Linked DNA regions of Homo sapiens: region 1 is linked to region 2. The links are chromatin loops, found by intact Hi-C in ENCODE. Cell type or tissue: B cell. All regions are shown on one strand. Each heading gives the region's core, and the rest is flanking DNA. Links, peaks and the distances in the headings are about the cores only.

Evidence for each region. A loop is a pair of places that touch in the nucleus more often than their neighbours do. Peaks named below come from ENCODE experiments on the same cell type or tissue, not always from the same donor. Only the 100,000 strongest peaks of a DNase experiment are listed, where the experiment ranks them.
Region 1: it touches region 2 in a loop (4-fold over the local background); 39 of 110 quality-filtered maps call a loop at or near these places.

What each region holds. Positions count from the first base shown.
Region 1 is chr3:152,569,437-152,580,782 of GRCh38, forward strand. No RefSeq gene overlaps it. Among named protein-coding and RNA genes, the nearest start is that of P2RY1, 260 kb to the right of the region's middle. RefSeq lists a silencer at 5,152-5,231. In B cell, for the core only: a CTCF peak has its summit at 5,234 (motif pointing left); a DNase peak (open chromatin) is centred at 5,215.
Region 2 is chr3:152,502,338-152,513,683 of GRCh38, forward strand. No RefSeq gene overlaps it. Among named protein-coding and RNA genes, the nearest start is that of MBNL1-AS1, 240 kb to the left of the region's middle. In B cell, for the core only: a CTCF peak has its summit at 6,516 (motif pointing right); DNase peaks (open chromatin) are centred at 3,727, 6,554 and 9,754; H3K4me3 peaks cover 766 bases; H3K27ac peaks cover 4,917 bases.

The sequences.
Region 1 (11,346 bases), core at 1,319-9,318, 66 kb after region 2:
TCCCATATTTAAGCTTAAGAAGTAATGCTTACAATTAGAAGAGCCCCTCAATTTACATTAAAAGTGAACTGAGCATAGTAAGTATGGCTACATTTTAGTTCTAAATTCATCCTTGGTAAAATCTCATCATTGGAAGAAGTTGAAGAAAGATGAGATTCATAAGTTTTGGGGTTCAGAAGCAATGAATAATTTTTCTCCTGCCTCATTACTCAATTTAACACATGTACAAATGCTTTTAGGTACAATGAAAATACGTCTTATAGACTGCCACTTTGGGAGAAACATTCACTTTACATTTTGAGTGAGAGAACTAGATTTAAAATTCTCTTCACTACATTTTCAGAGACTCCTACAATTTTTAAAACTCTTCATTTCCTTAAGTCATTGTGTGTGCTATAATTTCAACAGTGTCTCCCTGGCTTTTGCCATCAGTGAAACAAACAGTCTTTCAAGAAACTGACCAACAAAACAAAAAATTACTGGTCATAATATTTTTGTTCATTTTTTTCCAACAAATATTTCATTTATGCTTATTGTTAGTTGCCTCCTTTAAATCTAGCTGAAAGGAGGGCAGATGATCTTGTTTATTTTGATGAAAATGCATCTGTAACTTAAAATATGACCATTAATGAATGGTCATATTTGGTTGGATTTTGGTCTTAGAATGCAAAGAAATACACTGGCCTTAATACTGTTGGAAAATGTCAAAATATACCTAAAAGCAAACAAGATGCCATTGCAGGCCTTCTCTACAGCCAGGTAAGGACAGGACTAAGCCTGCATATTGCCTCCAGGGAGCTTCCCTCCACACCTGCCCAAATAAAGCTGCAGAGCTTCAGTGTGAAAGTCTGAAACAAAGCTGAATCTTCAGCAGCACTGACTGTGGCCTGTGGGGACAGAAGGCCTAATCACTTCTAATCACTTCCCCCCACCCTCCCCCCCCACCCCCCCCATCTTCTTTTTTAGAGGCAGGGTCTTTCTACTTTGCCCTGCCTGGTCTCCATTTCTTGGTCCCAAAAGGATCCTCCCACCTCAGCTTTCTAAGTAGCTGAGACTACAGGCGCAGGCCATGGCTCCCAGCTTTCAGACCTTCTTTCAAAACATAAGTCAGATAACAAAACTTCTCACCTTATTAGAATTCAAACCCAAATCCCCCATGACTTTGCCTCCAGCTACATCTCAGACCTCATCTCCTACCCCTTTCCCACTTCTTACCAGCTCCCACCACTCACAAACACGCAAGGTATAATCCTGTCTAAATGACTTAGCAATTCTACATTCTGTCCCGGGAATTCTTTTCTTCAGCCATGGCCACTCAGATCACTGTTTAAGTTCCCTCAGTTCTCTATTAACATGTTACCTTTTTAGAGAGGTCTTTCTCAAGCATATAATATGAAATTAAGACTTTCTCTCTTCCCATTGTTTTGTTAAGTTCCCTTGTGTTATTTCTTATACCCTTTAATCACTACTTTGCACATGATGTATTGTTTATTGTCTCTTTGCCACTACCAGAATTAAAAGCTCCAGGAAGAGTGAATAAAATAGTCTTATTATTGCTTTCCATAGAATATCCCTGGCACATAGCAGGAACTCAGAAAGGACTGGTTAAATAAATTGTTAAATGAAACCAGCAAGATTTATTTTCTTTTTAACTTAAAACAACAAAAGTGATCAACAGAATGGCTTAATTGCTTTAATGACCAGGAAATGTAGGTGAATGATAGAGAGGTCAGTGGACTTGGCTAAGTCTTAAAATGAAACCCATGGTTTGGGTTGTCCCAAGATGAGAATGAACTCTAGAATCATTTTATGATCACTACATCAGTTTTTAATGTCACCCAATATGTTTCATTTACTTCTATTGGTCTCCTGTTTCCTCTTCTGAAAAGTTATAAGCTTTATAATCTTCAAGTTAAACTCATACCATCTCCTCCTTAAAAGGAAACAGAAGCAATACTAATGTGCTCTGATTAAGATTAGAAAACCCTATTTAGAAGATTATTTGTGTGTGTGTGTGTGCTGTTCTCTAATAGAGCTTCCACATAATGGCTTTTAACTTTTCAATATAGAAAATGCTTGATGAGATATAGCTAGAACAATCTGATCTGATACTTGGGGCTTTATAGCTCTCATACATTTTTGTTCAGAAAAAAAGGAATGATGAGCTAGCTGAGCATAATAATGTGAAAGAGAAAATGTGGTGATGGCATACTATTGTTCACTTAAAAATCTCTGAACATCATACTTCCTTTATTTTGTGCATGTATGAGGCCAAAAATATGCCTGCCATTATAATCAACTTCTTATCCCGATCTAGGATATTTTTATGAATAAGATAGCTATGTTTTGACTTGCTGTTTTATTTTCATTGTGCTGAACCTAGGGTTTTTTAATCTTCCTTTATAGAAACGAAAAAGTCTTGCAATGCTAGAACAAGCACATGATTTTAGAGGTTTCATTTTTAAAGGCCAATGTACTTATACATACACAATTAATTAGTTTTCTCAAAAAATATAATGTTCAATTTTGTCCCTTGTTCTTTAACATGTGATACATTATCAAAATACTGAGGTAAGGTTGCCAGGAGCTTAGCAAAGAAATGGCAATGTACATTCTTTTGTCCCCTAGAGTTAAGCTATTGTCACAGACATATCTATTAATTCCTACAGTTTAAACCGCATATATCTGTTCAATATGACCTCCTCAATTTGATTCACAAGAGTGTATTTTGAAGTATTATAATTGAATCTGTACAGTGACCACAAGGAGGGCAGGTAAGGGCAGAATTTTATTTTTGATTTCTCTAGAGAAGATGATAACAATGAAGTGAATTATAATTGAGTTCTACAAAACATGAAGACAGACAAATTTAGTTTTCAGATGTGTCTAAATACTTTATGCTTAGAGTTCAATACCACTTTAATATTTTATTTCTAAATAAGAAAATTACATTCTTTGAATTTTTGAAGATTGGGTGTGTTGGTAATGCCCTTGCCACTTCTGTCACCAAATCATTTTTTATTGCTTAATTTGTCACTACTGTAAGGAAATTACCTTTACAACCAAAGTATTTAAGTTACGACCTGAACACAGATTGGATATTCAGTGATCCTACTCAGGCACTACTGTGTTAATTGAATATTTTCCTTATTATTGCAAATCTTGGGGGTTTTTGTATACTTATATATTTATTAAGTGCTAAAGATTAGAAACTCAAACTTAGCTTCTGACTTCTTTTTTAATTAAGGAAAAATATATGTCTCTAGTTATAAGTGTTCTTATTATTGTAATTTTTAAAAAATAATCAAAATTTTGGCAGAAATTAAGTGCATCTGAAATAGCAATAGAATGAAAAAGATTGTTAAGAATAGACATTCAATGATCCTATGAAATCTAGCTACCTTTATCACCCAACCCTTTTAAATAACTTTTCTCTTGGCAAAACAAGAGAAAGTTATTTTATTTCATTCTCAAGTTTTTGTAGAAATACATTTCTTCTGTAGAAGAAAACAATATATAGATCATGCAATTGTGTCCTAAGTCATTTAATAAACAGTTCTTCACTTGCCCAGCTTAATAATCAGTCCTAATGCCCAGCTTAATTTGGCCTTTCCAGTTGTTTCATTAATTTTACTGCAAAATATTTTCTAGTAATAGTAATAGATTAAATTCAACGCATATTTATTGTATAGCACACATGGCCAATAAATCCTGAAAAAGCACCTTGCCTGTAAGGTAAGTGCTATTATATTTACATTTTACAGAGAAGAAAACTAAACTTAAAAGTCAAAAACATAAAGCCAGTAAGTGGGTAAGCAGAACTTTAATGCAAATATGTTGCTCTAAGCCCATGCTTATGACATTTGTTGTTTATTACTGAGAGAAGGGAAGTTACATGTACTGATTCCTTAATTCTTATCACATACTATGCAGGGTGAATTGCATATGTTACTTATTCCTTACCATGGCAATATAAATAATAAATATTTAATAACCCTATTGTACAGATGGGCAGTATTTGTTCCAGAAATCTGAGTTCTCTCATAACTAGACATAAAATCTTAAGAAACATATGTATGCCTCCCAAGAACCAACTTTTTAGATAAATGAGCATCTGGCTAGTGACTCTCTAAGCAATTATGTACTCTCCACCTACGAAACTTAAAATATCTTATCTGAGGGATTCACCAGCAGGTACTGCCATTACACATACCACTCCACCATGATCCAGCATCAATGTCTTGTGCAGACACTCCCTCCTGGGAGGAAAATATAATTGATGGTTATGCCTTTTCCCTTACCCCACTGTCAGACTCTGATTTCAGTAAAGCCCTACCAAGGCCCTCCCTTTCCACCTGTAGGCTCTGGAGAATACATACATAGATCCTTCCTCTAAGAACGTTGCAGATGCTTGAGCAACATTATTTCCAAGTTAACTTGCAGCTTTATTTCTGTGATTTTGTGCTGATTCCCCATAGAAGTACAGTTGCTTTAACTAAGTTTATATTTTAAGTGGATGTTGGCCATGACATCTCACTAAAGAAGTCCTCTTGTATACGGACCCCAGCTGAAGAAACAAAATGAAAATAAATGGGTGAAAGAATTCTCAAAGCTCAACATCCCTAAAGGCAAATTGACAGAAATGTCTGTTCAAAGAAGACAAAATCATGAGATTTATGCTCAATAGCGTTTTTCTTTTTCTACTTCTGTGGGGGCAGAAGATGTGATTTAGCAGATCTAGGAACTGGGAACTAAAAGTAAATAGTTCATCATTCTCCTCTCAGAGAAAGTCTTCTTATGGTACAGAGGAAAGATGAGATGAGGAGAAAAAGCCAAGAGAAACAGGCAAGATTGATCTTAATGCCTAGCTGTGCAGAATTTTAAGAATATTTCTGGGCATATTGTATATAAAGGAGAGGACATAAGTGGAAAGAAAAAAGCTGAAAATGGAGTGAAAGGTCAAAAAAAAATCCCAGCAAAACAAACTCTGAATAAAAGTCCCAGAAATTATAGATAGCATAAAGAGCCTAAGAGAAGTTATGTCTTCCTCTTAGGAATAAAAGATGAAAATAAGTGGAGCTATGAATAGAATTTATGATTCCACTAGTGACAGTTGTAAGCATGGAAAATGGTGCTTATGAATCTGGAGGTGAGGAGATGGAGAAAGCTTGGCAAACTGTCCTCATTGTTCAAATAATGTTACTGAGGCATCGCTGCCACCCAGTGGCCAACATCAACTTTAATGCTATCTGTTCCTGTTTGAGGGGGTGAGTTTCAGTATTTTTAAAAAAGAAGATATGAAGAAACAGTAAAGTCACTGCCATTGCTTCTCCAACAACCTCTAATTTGTGTTCTTTTCCAAGGCTCTTCTACTTGTAGGAGCCTATACTTATCTCAGTAGGTGCTTATCTCTTATGGAAAAGAATAGAAAATTACTTCATCAGGATTGTGTTTTAGTGACGCATCATTGTATTTTTCCATTTAGAAGGATTGGCTCATCTTTAATTTTTTTAATTTAAATATTTAATTGGCAGTCCTATATAGAAGGCTAAGCATTCAGTTTTTCTTACAAGATATTCGACAACCAACTGGCAGAATTTACCTTTTATCCCCTCACAGCATGATTTGACACGATGTTTTCTCCCAACTACTGTGTGCTAAAAGGGTCAGTCAAATAACTCTACATACAGTCCCAAGCTCTGAGGAAATTGTAGCATCAGGAGGGATGTAGAGAAGATGTAGAGAGAAAGAGTAAAACAGAGCTTCTTGCAACTTAAATCTTTGCTGCCTTAGTCTCAAAGCCTTGGAACTCAAGAAAACCACAGATTTACAGAGCTTTGACTGTATTTATAACAAGCTATCTCTATAGTTTTTCTCCACCATTGTTAATCATATTGCAGAATATCTTCCTTCTCAGTGTTAATAAATAAAATCACCACATTTTGTGGAAAAGTTTGGAACTAAATAATCTGGAAATTACCAACCTATGCTTCTGCCATATGGCACTGGGAGGCAGATACACAGACCTAGGCTTAGAATAATGTAGTCACAGATTCTGAACACATTCAGTTCTTTTCCTCCCTAGTAAGTGGTTCATCCAATTAATCCATAAGGACAGTGTCTGCTTTCTAAACTCTGGCAATCCAACACAACCACAGCATAGGCAACTGTAAAATAGATACAGGTTTTAAATTGAACCCTCTGCTTCCTTCTGTTAGAAATTGTCCTCATTCATTTTACTTTCTGTTCTTCTATCTTAATAGTTCTATTTTAAGTTTTTCTCCCAGTCTTTTTTTCTCTCTGAATAAATGGAAGAAGTGTTTAGCTGTCAAGAGGAAAGTATGGATGAAGAAGAGATGTTCAGGACTAAGTGCTCCTTAGTTTATTTCTGATTAAAGTGGTTGTTGGTAGTAACATCATATCGTTGACTTCCAAACACTGCAAGTATCTTCCATTAGTCAACTCAAATGCAGAAGGATCCCCCCAGAAGAACAATTATATGAATACATCTTTGGAAGACAAAATTTTCAAGGGGAAGAAAAATAAAATGTTAGATCAGACGCAGAATAGCTGAGTGTTTTTCTCCTCTGCTCTTATTTTATCTAGTCCTTCTACCATGTAAAGGAGGCCCCAGACCCGTCAGCCATACACCAGCTTACCATCTTCAAAGGTTTTGCCTTGTTTTTTATGTTTACTGTGATTTATTTAATCCTTTTTCTTTAAATTCACTTTTACTTAGCTTCATTCTAGATAATAAAATGGCAGAAATTATCACTTTGATGCTATTTTTTGTATAATTCCCATGAAAAGAAACATAACTATTAAAGAAAAATGTCTGCTACTCAAAAGCCAAAACCTGAAAGTTGAAGAGAAGAAAATAAAAAATGATATCTTTCTGTAGCATGCTTGGTATCTCTTTTCTCTCTCCCTCTGTCTCTCACACACATACAGACACACACTCAAACACATAATGGCAATTTGAGAGTATATTGATCTAAATGTTTAAGAATTAGATAGTTGAAAGAAGTAATGTAAAAAATATAATAATTTAAAGAATTGAAAGTAACTTCATATGAAAATTGTACTTCTGGCCATAATGAAATAATAAGGACCAGACTTAACCTCCTGCTATAAACACAGAAACTGGATGAAATATCTAAAATAAAGTATTTTTAGGCTTTAGGCAGTAGGCAGCCCAGGACTATTATCCCTGAGGAAAGGGAAACAATAGTGTGAGCCCTACAACCTCCCTAGCTTCCTGCCTAGAGGAAATTTCTGTACCATGGCCACATGGAAGGGGAAACCAGACAGAATCTAGCAGTCTTAGGGAGTTGAGGACAGCAATTGGAGTTCAGAGAGGCTGAATTCCTTTGAAGCTGTAGGACAGAGTTACAGAAAGGAGAGAACTATAAAAACAAAACAAAACAAAAACCTAGCTGCAGATTTGTTACTGGAATCACCTTGAGTCTTTGTTGAGTACTAGACAGTGCACATAGGAGTAAAACTCCATGACCTCAGACAACAAGCAACCTCGGATTTGTAAGCAGAATAATTTCTAGAGCTCACAAAAGCCAGGGTGTCATTCAAGCACCACCCAATCAGCATGAAGAGTCCTCGGTAGTCACTTGAGGACGTTCAGTACAGACTCCAAATGATCATGCTTTAGTGAAATTATCCCAGGAGTAAATGCTACTTAAAACCATCCCTGGCCAGGTACAGTGGCTCATACCTGTAATCTCAGCACTTTGGGAGGCTGAAGCAGATGGATTGCTTGAGCCCAGGAGTTCAAGACAAGCCTGGGCAACATGGTGAAATACCATCTCTACAAAAAAATACACTAGGCATGATGGCACATAACTGTAATCCCAGCTACTGGAGGGGTTGAGGTGGGAGGATCACTTGAGCCCAGGAGGTCACAGCTGTAGTGAGCTGTGATCGTGCCACCACGCTCTAGCCAGGGTGACAGAGCAAGACCCTGTTCAAAAACAAAACAAAACAAAACAAAATAACAACAACAAACCCAGCCCTAATACATCTTCAAAACAATACTCAAAGCAATCAAACTGGTCTGCAACTTAAGTGTCAAAACACTCATTAAAGACAAGAAAATCCAGACACTTAACAATATAACAATCACAATGTCCAACATTCAATAGGAAATCATTGGGCATGACAAGAGGCAGGAAAATGTGACCCATAACAAGGAGGAAAAGTATTTCAAAGAGAATATAAGCATAATGAGTACAGAAGTGAAAAAATAAAAGGAACTCAAGCACCCTCACACACGTATCACTTTGATCCTTATACCAATCAATTAAGGCATGACACAATATTATTTAACCCCATGTTATAGATGAGAAAACCAAGTCATAGGTATTGTAAATAAACTGCCAAAAAGACATGAACCCCATAGTTTTTAGAGTCAAACTAGAACCCAAGTCTTTTGAATCATTAATGTTCTTCAGTAGATGGTAGCATAAATCATAGTTAAAGGAGGTTACTGTGGATAGTAGTGGACTATGGTAAATTTTCTTAGATCATTGCAAGGCAAAATTATCAAGAAAAACTGTGCATGTGTAAATGTATGCCTGTGTGTATGCATGTGCATGTGTGTACCTGTGTGTACATGCATAAAGGCTATGCCATACAGATTATACAATTCCACACAATAATTACTCTTATTCTTATAAAGTTCATTTTACTATGCTGTGCTCAAATCTTAATATAGTTACCATTATAAAAATGACTTTTCTAATGGAACGAGGACTAACTCTTCCCCAATTCTAAAAGCAGGGCTCCAAAACATTGCCCTAAGGATGTAACTGGAGAAAAACGGAGGAAATTAGTTTTAAACTAAAAGCCACTTTTATGTGGCGAGGTCAGTATAACTCAGGAAAGAGTTTAAAAATTGAACTTACAAAACTTTCGTTACTGGAAATTTCTAAAAAACAACAATTTGTCTGGAAAAGGTCTGTATAACTTTTCTTAGAGGAAGAAGGCTAACTAGAAGATGTGTGACAGACTCTTTTAATTCTAATGTTCCATATCCATTATTCTTTCCTTATAATATCCATTATTCTTTCCTTAGTCACTGTGAATACATTTGAATGTTATATCCTATGGAAGGGATGTAAATTTCAGAGTATTAAAATATTCCCTTTTTATGCTGTACTCTGAAAAATGTAGGAGCTTACTATCATTTTTGAGTTATGTTACATTTAGAGCACGGGAATAGAAATGGCCAGGGATATGCAAGAGTCCATATAAGACCTCACTAATGTGAACACTTTGATGAATACAAACCAGTGCTTCCTTATGAGTGTACTGTAAAGACATATGTATATACTTATTTATAATATGTATAATAATTTTAAAAAGTATGTAAAAATGACACATATGCATATATATACATGCAATCATGCATGTGTGCATGTGCACACACATATATTTGAGAAACACTACATAGAAACACAGTATTTTTTCTTAAAGATTCACAATGCCTATTAACATGTTAAAGGTTTTGAAAAATTGTGCAATAACTTTTCATGCATTGGCAAACTACTCAGATTGGAATCTTGTTTTGAAAAATAACTGTTAATATCTTGCAGAGCTATTATTCCCTTGAAATCCAGTCTGGGAAACAATGTTAAAGATGCTAGCTTCAAAACTTTGGTGCTGAAATAGGACTTCTTAAATATAAACACAAGCTTATACCCTAGTAATTATTTGCTCTTGTTAGATTCAGTTTCCTTATACAACAAATAGAATAGTGATATCTATCTCAAAAATTTGTGTGAGATTTTAAATTATAAACCTTATTCTACACAGTATCAGGTGCAAAGTAAATTTTCAATAAATATTAATCATATTGGCTATAATTTGATTAAATAGATGAAATTGTGGAGAAAAGCTTTTTTCATTAAAAATCGTGGGTTGTTACTGCAAGAGAACTATGAGAAAACCCAGAGTAAAAAGGCATATCATGTTCAATATTCAAAAGAAGATATATGGACCGGGCACAGTGGCTGTCATCTGTAATCTCAGCACTTTGGGAGGCCGAGGCAGGTGGAATCACCTGAGGTCAGGAGTTTGAGACCAGCCTGGCCAATATGGTGAAATTCTGTCTCTACTAAAAATACAAACATTAGCCAGGCTTGGTGGTGTGTGATTGTAATCCCAGCTACTCAGGAGGCTGAGGCAGGAGAATCGCTTGAACTCGGGAGACGGAGGTTGCAGTGAGCCAAGATTGCGCCATTGCACTCCAGCCTGGGAGACAGAGCAAGACTTTATCTCAAAAAAAAAAAAAAAAGAAGAAGAAGAAGGTATATTATATATTTTCATTCACTTGACACCCTTTACAACCAAAGTAGGGGCAAAACATCCCAATATAGTGGCTCTCCAAGTTTCAGGAGGATCTTTACTAGCCTTTTTAGGCAAATAGAGATTTCTCTATTAAATAAAACCAGAAAAAGCTATCATTTTAAATGGAAATAATAACTGACCCCAAAGCAGTAACCAAATAGAACAGTTTGAAACGTCCGTTTCATTTAAATTTAGATGTTTTCAAAATGTTCATTTTTTAAAATTTAAAACCCTACTTTAAGTTTCTCTCAAAATTATTCCTACACTAAAAAGTAGACAGTGAATCTAATGGTTGACATTACTTTTCACTGAACTCTTTTGACTTTAGTTGACATTGGTAATTATCAACCAAGAAGTAATCACTTGCATATTTGAGGCCTCAACTTAGTATATGGCAGTAATTGACATTGAGGGAAATTTCAGGACATTATTCTTTTAAGAACAAAATCAAACTTTTCAGAGAAGTTTGTTGCATCTTCATCTACAGAACAGCATTCAAACATGAGCAACTAGAGTGTCATTTGCCAGAAAACTTTTGAATTGGACTTTCTGCCTAAGAATTAGTTTGTTCTTAGCAGAGTCGGCCTTAGAGACAAATCTAAATTTGAGATCAGCTCCCTGACTTTCAAATTCTGCAGATTTGAGCAAGATATTTTGCTATTCTGTGATTTGTCTTACTTATAAAAGAGAAATGATGTCATCTGTTATATGAGGTTGCAGAGGTAAGAAATAAGTGAGATCACACATGGAAAGCACCTAGAAGGGGACCCAGCAAGGTTTAAGTACCAAAAGATGGTAATTATATGTCTATCTATCCATAAGCTAGAAACAGAAAATTAAATATTTGTAGGTTAAAGCACATTAAAAAACAAATTCTTTAAAAATCATTTCATGACATTTTATGTATTCCTTGCCATCACATAAGTAAGATGGGTAAAGAAAATCTCCATGTCTTTGCTTGCCATTCCCCAAATAAATAACCCC
Region 2 (11,346 bases), core at 2,065-10,064:
AATGTCAAAAAATCAATGTCTGGGAACTGATTTTTTGAGTGTTTTAGGACTTGTTCTGTGACTTAATATATGGTCTATCTTTGAGAATAATCCATGTGCTGAAGAAAAGAATGTGTACTCTGAAGCTCTTGGATAAAATATTCTGTAAATATGTATTAGATCCATTTGGTCTGTAGTGCAGATTAAGTCTGTTGTTTCTTTGTTAAGTTTCTGTCTGAAAGATCTGTTCAGTGCTAAAAGTGGTGTGTTGAAGTTTCCAGCTATTACTATATTGGGGCCTATCTCTCTCCTTAGCTCTAATAATATTTCCTTTATATATGTGAGTGCTCTGGTTTGGGGTGCATATATATTTAAAATTGTCATATCCTCTTCCTAAATTGACCCCTTTATCATTTTATATAGTGACCTTCTTTGTCTCTGATAGTTTTGGTCTTGAAACCTATTTTGTCTGGTATAAGTAGAGCAACTCCAGCTCTTTTTTGGTTTCCATTGGAATCAAATATCTTTTTTCATTCCTTTATTTTCAGTCTATGTGTATCTTTATAGGTGAAATGTGTTTCCTATAGGCAACAGATCAGTCGATCTTATATTTTGTTCATTCAGCCAGTATATGTCTTTTTATTGGAGAGTTTAGTCCATTTACATTCAATGTTATTGATAAGTAAGAACTTACTTCTGCCATTTTGTTATTTTCTTTCTGGTTGTTTTGTGGTCTCTCTTCCTTCTTTCTTTCATTCCTGTATTCCTCTACTGAAGGTGACTTTCTCTGTTGATATGATTTAGTTTCTTGCTTTTTATTTTTTGTGTCTCCATTGTATGTTTTCTGGTTTAGGGTTACCATGAGATTTGCAAATACTATCTTATAACTCATTATCTTAATCTGATAACAGCTTAACACTATTTGCCCACACAAACACACAAGCAAAAAGGAAACTAATAAAACCTTGCTTTAACTTTGTCTCTCTGCTTTTTTACATTTTTATTGTTTCCATTAATATTCACATCTTATTTTACTATGTCTTGAAAAGTTGTTGTAGTTAGTATTTTTTATTGGTTCATCATTTACTCTTTCTACTTAGGATACAAGTAGCTTATACAACACAGTTAAGTGTTATAATACTTTGTGTTGTCCTGTTTACTTACTATTACCAGTAAGTTTTGTACCTTCAGGACATTCATTGCTCATGAATGTCCTTTTCTTTCTGTGTGAAGTACTCCCTCTAGCATTTCTTGTAGGACAGATCTAGAATTAATAAAATCCCTTAGCTTTTATTTTTCTGGGAAAGTCTTTATTTCTCCTCCATGCTTGAAGTATAGTTTCACTGGATATACTCTCCTTGGGTAAATTTTTTTTCTTCAGCATTTTAAATAAGTCATGCCACTTTCTTTTGCCCTGCAAGGTTTCCACTTAAAAGTCTGCTGCCAGATGCATTGGAGCTCTATTATATGTTATTCTTTTCTTTTCTTTTGCTGCTTTTCAATCCTTTCTGAATCCTTGACCTTTGGGAATTTGATTATTAAACACATTGAGGCAGTCTTCTTTGAGCTAAAACTGCTTGGTGTTCTATAACCTTCTTGTACTTGAATATCTCTCTCTAGGTTTGCGAAGTTCTCTGTTACTATCCCTTTAAATAAACTTTCTACCTCTATCTCTTTCTCTTCCTCCTCTTTAAGGCCAATAACTCTTAGATTTGCCTTTTGAGGCTCTTTTTTTAGATCCTGTAGGCTTTCTTCTGACTGTGTATTTTCACATAGTCTGTCTTTAATTCACTAATTCTTTCTTCTGCTTGATCCATTCTGCTGTTAAAGGACTGTCTTCAGTGTGCCAACTGCATTTTTCGACTCCAAAATTTCTGCATGATTCTTTTTAATTATTTCAATCTCTGTTAAATGTATCCGATGGAATTCTAAATTCCATCTCTGTGTTATCTTGAGTTTATTTGCATTTCCTCAACACAGCTATTTTGAATTCTCTATCTGAAAGGTCACATATATCTGGCATTGTTCCCTGGTGCCTTATTTAGATAATTTGGTGAGGTCATGTTTTCCTGGATGGTGTTGATACTAATAACTGTTCTTTGGTGTCTAAGCATTGAAGAGTTAGGTATTTATTATAGTCTTCACTGTCTGGGCTAATTTGTAGCTGTCCTCCTTGGGAAGACTTTCCAGATATTTAAAAGGACATGGGTGTTGTGATCTAAGCTGTTTCTGCTTTAGGGGGGATCCCAAACCTAATAACACTGCAGTTCTTGCAGACTCATAGAGGCACTGCCTTGATGGCCTTGGACAAGGTCTGGGGGAGTTCTCTGGATTACCAGGTAAAGAATTTTGTTCTCTTCTCTTACTTTCTCCCAAATACACAGTCTCTCTCTCTGTTTTGAACCACCTAAAGCTGTAAATGGATGACACAAGCACCCCTGTGTCCACCACCACTATGACTTCTATGGGTCAGACCTGAAGCCAGGACAGCACGGGGTCTCACCCAAGGCCTGCTTTAACCACTTTAACCACTCCCTGAATACTACCTATGTTTGCTCAAGGCCCTTGGACTCTAAAATCAGCAGGTAGCAAAGCCAGCCAGATCTGTGTTTTTCCCTTCAGGGTAGCAAGGTCCCCCAGGCCCTGGGTGGGTCCAGAAGTGCCATCCAGGAGTCATGGACTAGAGTCAAAAACCTTAGAAGTCTACCTGATGTTCTATTATATTATGGCCGAGCTGGCACTCAAACCATAAGATGCCATAATTCCCACCCTTCCTTCCCCTTTCCGAAGGCAGAGGATCCTCACCTCCATAGCCAATGCCACACCTGGCCACGAGGAATACTGCCAGACTACCACCAAAGTTCCTTTAAAGCCAAGGTCTCTTAAGTCAGCTTGTGGCAAATGCTGCCTGGCCTGGTTCTCACTCTTTAGAACAGTGGGCTCCCTCTTGCCCAGGACAGGTCCAGAAATGCTGTCCGAGAGTCAAGTCCTGGAATTGGGGAACCCAAGAGCCTGCTTGGCGCTCTACTCCCTTGTGGCAGTGTTGGTACCTAAGGTGCAAGAAAAAGTCCCCTTTACTTTGCCCTGTGCTTTTCTCAAGCAGAAGGAGTTTTGCCCCATAGCCACCACAGGTGGTTATGTGTGAGTATCACCTGAAGCCAGCAAGTCTCATAGGCCCACCAAAGCCCTTGATGTGCACCTCTCTATTGCTACTGGTTATTCAGGACCCAAGGGCTCCTCAGTTAGCAGAATACTGGCAGGACTGAGTCCTTTCCTTCAAGGCAGTGGGTTCCCTTCTAGCCCAGGGTGTGTCTGGAAATGTCGTGTGGGAATTAGGGCCTGGAATAGAGGCCTCATGACTTTAATCAGTGCCTTATTCTGCTATGGCTGAGCTGGTATCAAAGATGCAAGACAAAGTCCTCCCCGCTCTTCCCTCTCCTCTCTTTAAGCAGAAGGAAGGGGTCTTTTTTGGAACCATAAGCTGCGCAGCATGGGGTTAAGAGAGGAATGATGCCAGCACTCCCTAGGCCGCCCCAACTGGTGTCTCAGTATGTCACATGCCCCTCCAGTCCACTACCTCTGTGCCTAGTTCAGCCCTAGGACTCGCCTACAAGTTGCAGTCCTAATGGACTGAACTGCCTTTCATGTTTACCTAGAGACCCAAGGCACTGTGGCCCTCGGTGGTGAGGTTTGCAGGCACTCAAGTTCAGACCACTGGACTAGGTGATTCCCCTCTGACTAGGGCTGGTTTAAATGTTGCCTTTGTGGGCGAGCATCAGCTGAGGTTGGTCTCATTTTCCTTTCTGCTCTAAGAGAACAGTCTGAGCTCAGTGCCTCATGATTGCTGTGTTTTTTCCTCCCCAGTTCCCAGAAATGCTCTCCACATCATGCTGCTGCTGTGGTAGGTGGGAGGACGGGCGGCATTGGTGATTCAGGACTTAAAAAAGAAATCTTTTCATTGCCTCTTTCAGCAATACGAAGTTAAAGCCAGGTACTATGAGTGCTCATTTGATTTTTTATTCTTATGCAGGTGTTTTTTTCTGTGTAGAGAGTTGTTAACTTGGTGTCCTTGCAGGGAGGATGATCAGAGGAACTTTCTGAGGATGATCAGAGGAATGTTCTGCCATCTTGCTCTGCCTCCTAATTATTATTAATCTTAATAGCTGTATCCAACATTTATAGCAATGTATCAGTTTCATGTACAAGACACTATTGTATGCTCAAGGAACACTAACTCATCTAATCATTACCAGTTTGCAGGTCAGAAATAAGAAAACTGAGATTTAGGAGGTTATAGGCATCATGTTAAGTCATACAGCTTACTAGACTCTAAATTAGAACACGTAGTCTCTAACCTAGGTCTCTCACTCCAGAGCTAATGCTCTGACATCAGAGCCGCACACTCTGATGAATGTGTGTAAGGGAAAGAGCATAGGAACTGGAGTCAGTTGACTTATATTCTAGCCCCATCTCTGCTACAGTAAGACCTGGTTCAGGTCAATCAAGCTCTATGGCACTAAGTTGGAGTTGTACTAAGTGAGTTCAAAACTCTACTAAAGTAAGCAGCAATATTATATGATCCTTTATTTGCTATTTCCAGAATAGGGATAGATTTATGCACTTCAAATACTTCTCATGGTCAGCTGCGTCATCTGTGATATGGCCAGCTTTGAGTAAGGGTACATTCCAGAGTCACGGAAAAGAAAAGCTACCTGCCCATATTACACTGACATCATTAAAACTATACTGTCACCAAGTACTCTAACAGTAACCTAAGATTCCATGCAGGCCTAAAACTAATGCTAAATTCTCAGAAGCCATAGGGGTGAGCTGATATCAGAACAGTCTACATCCATGTGATAAGTGCAGTGGACATAATAAGCTTCAAGTTTAATTATTTAATACTAATAATATTGGGTTTGACTAATCCACTGTTGGACCAACTTTAGCCATGTGTTAAGTACAATTTTGAATACAAAAACTACTTCAGTTTCTTAAGTAAATGCAAAAGAAAACAGCTTTTCAAAAGAAAGCAAAGATGAAAATATATATTGTATATATACATAAATGATAATATGGCAGAGTTCACAGTATAGCATTGAAGAAAAAAATAACTAGGGCTAAGAAAGAACAGTTCTCGGTATCTAATTCACTAGAATTAAAAGGCAGTCTCTTCAGGATGATGGGAGAAAAATTAACCCGAAAAACTTTTCATCTTTTTGTCACTCAAGGGACAAGTTTAGGACATATGAAATCTCATTGGTCAAGGTTGGATTCTGTGCCCACCTCTTGCACAAGGCAAATGGCATCTTGTTTCATAGACCAACTAAGAGAACTGTCATGGTTCCACAAAAGCTGAGCTAATGTTACAGAAGAAGAGTGAATACTGCAGGAAATTATGACAGGGAACAGATAAGTCCTATACTTACTACATTTTCCCGTCCATTATACTCCATAGAGTAATTTCATTAGACTTACTGTAATACCATACATTAGAGTAATACCATATTTAATTTGGCTACATGTATCTGAAAACTCAAACAACAGTGCCTTAAGTTTAAAGTTTATTTCTCTCTCACATAAAAGAGGTAGGCATATAGGGCCATTCAACAATTAGCTGGCTTCCCTCTTCAAAGTCACCTTCAAGGTGGCTTCTGAAACTTCATTCATGAAATCTGATTTTCAGGCAATAGGAAGGAGGAAGGGGGAAGGCAAAAGAAAATACCTCTCAAATGAGTCAGATTCTAATAAGCAGCCCTCCCAGAAGTCCCCCATGCTTAAAATTACATCCCAGTAGTCCAGAACTTTGTCACCTAGCTGCAAGCAGGGCTGGCTTCGATCTAGTCCGTTACAAGAGTGTATTATAGCCCCATTATGATTTGGGTTCTATTACTAAGGAAGGAAAGAGTGAATACTCTCTCTTCATCTTAGAAATTACTCTTCTAATTTTCATAGTGCAGGATTAATTCAGGGTCATTATAACAATCTGAGAGTTTTAAACAACTCAATTTTTAGCAATCAATGAAGTCATTATATAAGTCTAAGATTTAAAGTCTTTTCCCCCTTCTTGCCAATCATTTGTATTTTTTTCTTAATTGGCTGCTATTTTCAATCAAGTACAATTGCTTTAAAGTGAAGTTAGAGTCACATTCCACTGATTAGAGTTGTCTTCTAATGATTAATGAGCCAGTCTTAAATTCACACTGAGCTTATTTGGAACACGATAGCATCGTTCAGTAATGAACTTTTGAGAGATTATTTATTTCCCGTTGCCATATTTCTAATCAAGTGCTCATATGCATAATGAATGCTTCAAGAGAAATCAGTTTTTGTCTTGTTTACAAGAAGAGTCATTTTAATGGCAAACCATAAGCATGTTGAGATAGATTGTCTAGTCAAACCTGAAAATGAATTAAAATATTTTAAGAATTCATAAACCAGTGAAATATAATTATCTTTAAAATTCTAATAAAATCACATGAACCCAGAAATGTAAGACCTTGGAATTCATTTACTTCAACCTTCAAATTAATGTCATGAATATAATGACCAGCAGGTGGTTCTCTAACATCTTGTGGACACCTTTGGAAGCTGAAAACTTATTACTTCTTGTCAGTCCCTTCCAGATGGCACCAATTGTTAGAACATTTCTTTACTAAGCAAAGCCACAAAATATACTTTCCCTATCATCATCTTTAATTTTTTGTCTTCTTCTACCACGCCAGATGCCAGATATGTGTGTATGTGCTAGGTATTTATTTAGCAAAATAAGTTGCCATCAATACTGACAGGCATATTACAACAAATTTTCATTTTGGGAAAGGATAGTAAAAGTGGTGAAAAAGATTACCAAAGAGCTAAATAAGTTAGGAAAGAGGATTAAGGGTGACAGATTTGGGAGAGGCAGGGAAGCCTACTTTGATAGGCAAAGTTTGACAGAGACCTGAGGGAAGTGAGGGTCCTATCTATGCAGATATTTAACTCTTTGCCCACATTTTGGGCAGACAAAACAGAAAGTGAAGAGGCCCTGGGGGAGGAGGTGAGTTTGGTTGGGTGTGTTTGAGGAATACCAAGAAGACTAGAGTTAGCAGAGCAGAGTGAGTGAAGAGAATATGGTAGGTGATTAAGATAGACAGTGAGGCGGGTTGTGAAGGGGACATGAAGTCTTTGGAAGGTTTTAACAAAGGAGTGACATGATATTTCTTAGATTTAAAAGAATAATTCTGTCTGATGTGTGAAAAATAGATTATAAGGCAAGGGAGAAGTAGAGAGACCATTTAGGCTGCTAAGTGGAGATGGTAGCTTATGTCAAGGTATAACAATGTATAAATGGTCTGATTCTAGCTGTATTTTGAAAGAAGGGCCTATAAGATGCCTAATGGATTGAATGTGCACAAAAGAACTAAATATAGTGAATCAGATTATTTTAACTTGAGCACCTGGAAGAATGACTGTATCACTTACTGAAGTAGGGAATCTTGGGGAACAGGCACATTTATGCAGGAAAAAATCAATACTTGCTTTGCATTTTATTACGCCATTTAGGCATACAAATGAGGATATTCAGTAGGCAAGTAGATATATAAATTAAAATTCATCTGAACACCATTAGTCCAATGTCTTTAGAGTTGTTCGATTTATAGGATATCATCTATATTGTTTCCTCTTTACTGCTTTGAGAGGGTTGAGCTTGATGATGACAAAACGTTTTTTTCAGGTTATATTTCAATATTAATGATATCATAATCCCAATAGTACATTGGAAGATTTTTCTTTGAGTTTGTAAATTATAGTGGATACTACAGTGTACCCCACCACCTTCAGGATGAAGGCACTTAGTTACCGAGGGTATTGAGTGATTAGAGCTCACAGTTGCATCTTATTTGGAGAATTGCTCTTCCTTCTGTAGAGGCTGCCTTGTATATCCCTTCCTCTGGGTGTAGTTTACATCCAATGACTGGTCAGTGTGGGAAGGGTAATAAGGCTTGGACCCTTTGCCTTGACTTAAGAACACTCTTTTACAAGTACATCACAGTTTTATTATTCTACTTAATTCTTTTCCTTTATTCCTTAGAGGTGCTCCTAGAAAAACTCCCTAATAGATCTCTGACACTCAAGTTTCCATCTCAGAACCTGTTGTTCAGGGAACTCAACTTAAGCCAAAAATATTCTACAAAAGTGAATATTCATAAATAAAATGTTATAAGTTACAAATGTAACAGGAATACTAGTGATTAATTGAATTTGGTATTACTTGCATTATTTATTGTAGCTATCCAAGAACACTGGTTAGAGTATTCAATGAGACTACATCCTGTTTAGAATTATTTTACCTAATGTACACTAATCCAGGCAGAATCAGTCTCATGGCAAATATAGATTTCATTTGCCCTGTATTCTGTTTAAAGCTTAATTAATGATTCATCCATAGACTATCATGCTTAAACAACATCTTATCAAAATTTATATTGAACAAAACAGAAAAAAATTAACGAAATAACACTTCAATTGCAAATATACCTCAAAACAACATGCTAGATTCATCATTTTTATAATGTAAAAATTTCACAAAAGACACTAAGATCAAACTCTCAAAGCTTTTGTTCAGAATATCATCTGTCAATCAAATGCTTCCTTTATGAACACGTTGCTTTTCATTCCAAAAAATTGACATTTCTATGGTTAAGATTATCCTCTCATTTAAAAATCTCTCCCCCAAGTTCCTGTGTCTTTCAGTATTATTTTTTAAAATACGAATAAATGGTCTTTTGATGGATTCAGTTTGTTCACTTGACTACTTACAAACCAGCAAACTTTAAGATAATGTTTCTCCTTTTTTAATTCTTAAAACATTTAAACCTGCTGACTGCATTTTCTTAACTTTCGTTATATATTTACTAACATTGATTTAAGTTGTTTTAGAAACATGGGAAGAAAAACATGACCAATAAATAAGACATATACCTGAAACCCCATTACTTCATTGCTTTCAAAAAACAATACCTTTGACTACAGAAACATCTGTTTATCAGCTGCCTAGAAGTTGCCGACCCTCATTTATTTTGTTCCTTTAGAATTTCAACCTTCAATTTCTTTCATTTTGTTGATAAAGTAAAACTGTATCTTAAAAGAGAAACTAGGCAATGTTATTTTATTTAGATTATTTTAAAGTGAAGTACTCTGTTTTCAAATTATATTTCATGAAAAGAAAATGGAAGATTGTTTTTCTAATCTTAGTTTTAATGACTGAGGTGATCTTTAGTGTATTGGAGATAAATTTCAAGTTTAAACTGTCTGGCTGAAAGTTCATTGTAGAGGGTTTTTGAGGTTTTCTTTGCAAAGAACCCAAATGAAAAAAATATGACACGGATTAAAAATAATTTAGCAGATCTATGATATTATGCATCTCTTAAATGGTCTTACAAGTGATTACATAAGCTAGGTTCTTTTTTGTTTTTATTTAAATTGTAAAATAGGAAAAGTTTATAAGTTTCTTTATTCTAATCTATTCAGTGGCCTAGAATGGTTCCATAAGGCCAGTAAAACTGTAATCAGTGGGCTGAGCAGAGATTTATTTTTAAAGGAGAGGACTTTTAAAGGGATGTGTTCATGACAGGCCTTTAGCTCCACTATGCGATCATTAAGTATGCATTGTATGTCTACTAGTGTTCATGATGGCAAACTGAAGGTTAAGTTCAAAGACCTTGGGGTTAAACAATGCTGACTGAGTTCAGGCTCTACTATTTAGGACTGTGACCATAGCTGTGATCAAGTTTCTATTTCCTCATCTGAGAAATAAGGATAACGACCATGCTAAACTCTTAGGTTTACTGTGAAGTTGAAGTGAAAGTACACATATCACACGCCTAACACAGTGCCTGGTGTAGAGTAAGGACTCGGCAAACTTGACCAATTAGTTATTCTCTGTCTCAGGCTCAAGATAAGACATTGTGTAAAGGCACAGAAAAACAAGAAGACTCAACCCTGAACCCCATGGAGCTTTCTCCCACCCGTCAGACGTTTCCTCCCTGTGAATAGGCATCAGAAAAGCAACAGCTCTCGCTTTTACAAAGTAGTTAATTCATACAAACCTGGAATTTTCAAACAAATTTTGATCAACAACAACAAAGCCAATTACTTAAATCCTTGTGTATATATGATTTTTCAATGTACTGCTTTAGAATTCTCACATTCAGGCTGGGTGTAGTAGCTTAAACCTGTAATCCCAACACTTTGGGAGGCCGAGGTGGGAAGATAACTTGAGGCTGAGAGTTTGAGACCAGATTGCTCAATATAGTGAGACCCTGTCCCTACTATATATATATATACACACACACACATTTTATATATATATATATATCCTGGTATGGTGGCATGTGCCTGTTGTCTCAGCTACTAGGGAGGCTAAGGTGGGAGGATCCCTTGAGCCAAGGAGGTTGAGGCTGCAATAATCCATGACTGCACCACTGCACTCCAGCTTGGGTGACAGGGTGAGACCCTGTTTTCAGAAAACAAACAAACCAAACAAGAATTCTCACAGTTTAAAGAGGAAGAAATGCAAAGGAGAAAACCCATAAGTAAATCAGAATTATTTTCCCTTTATCATACACAATGAATAACTAACTGAAGAAAAGATTGTCTTTAAAAACATGTCATGGTAGAGTGAAAAAAAGGGATATATATTTTAGAATATATGTCTACAGCTTCCTCTGGAATTCCAACTTTGCTCAGGATACTTTTGTTACTGCTATAAAATAGAAAGGTACCAGCCTGGCCAACACAGTGAAACCCCGTCTCTACTAAAAATACAAAAAAATTAGCTGGGCGTGGGGGCGGGCACCTGTAATCCCAGCTACTCAGGAGGTTGAGGCAGGAGAATTGCTTCAATCTGGGAGGCAGAGGTTGCAGTGAGCCAAGATCATGCCATTGCACTCCAGCCTGGGTGACAGAGCTAGATTCAGTCTCAAAAAATAATAATAAAATAAAATAAAATAAAATAAAATAAAATAAAATAAAATAAAATAAAATAAAATAAAATAGAAAGGCAGTCCTGAGTGAAGGTGACGACATCAAGACTGATTTGGTGAAGGTTGTTAGGTGACAATAATTATTAATAGCTCCATTTTGTGGACTAAAAAAACTAAACCAAACAAAAACCAAAAAAACCCCTCAATTTTAATTTTAGATCTCAAAAAAGATGAACCATAGCATGAACTGTTAGACAAGGCAAAATAATTCAAAAGGGGCCTTCTTGGTATTTCAGAAAAGAGGAATTGAGATTTTTTTCAAAAGTTAAATTTAAGAAAAAGCCTGATTATAATAAAAGCTGCTTTTCTTAAGAGATACCATTCAGAATTGATTACCTTC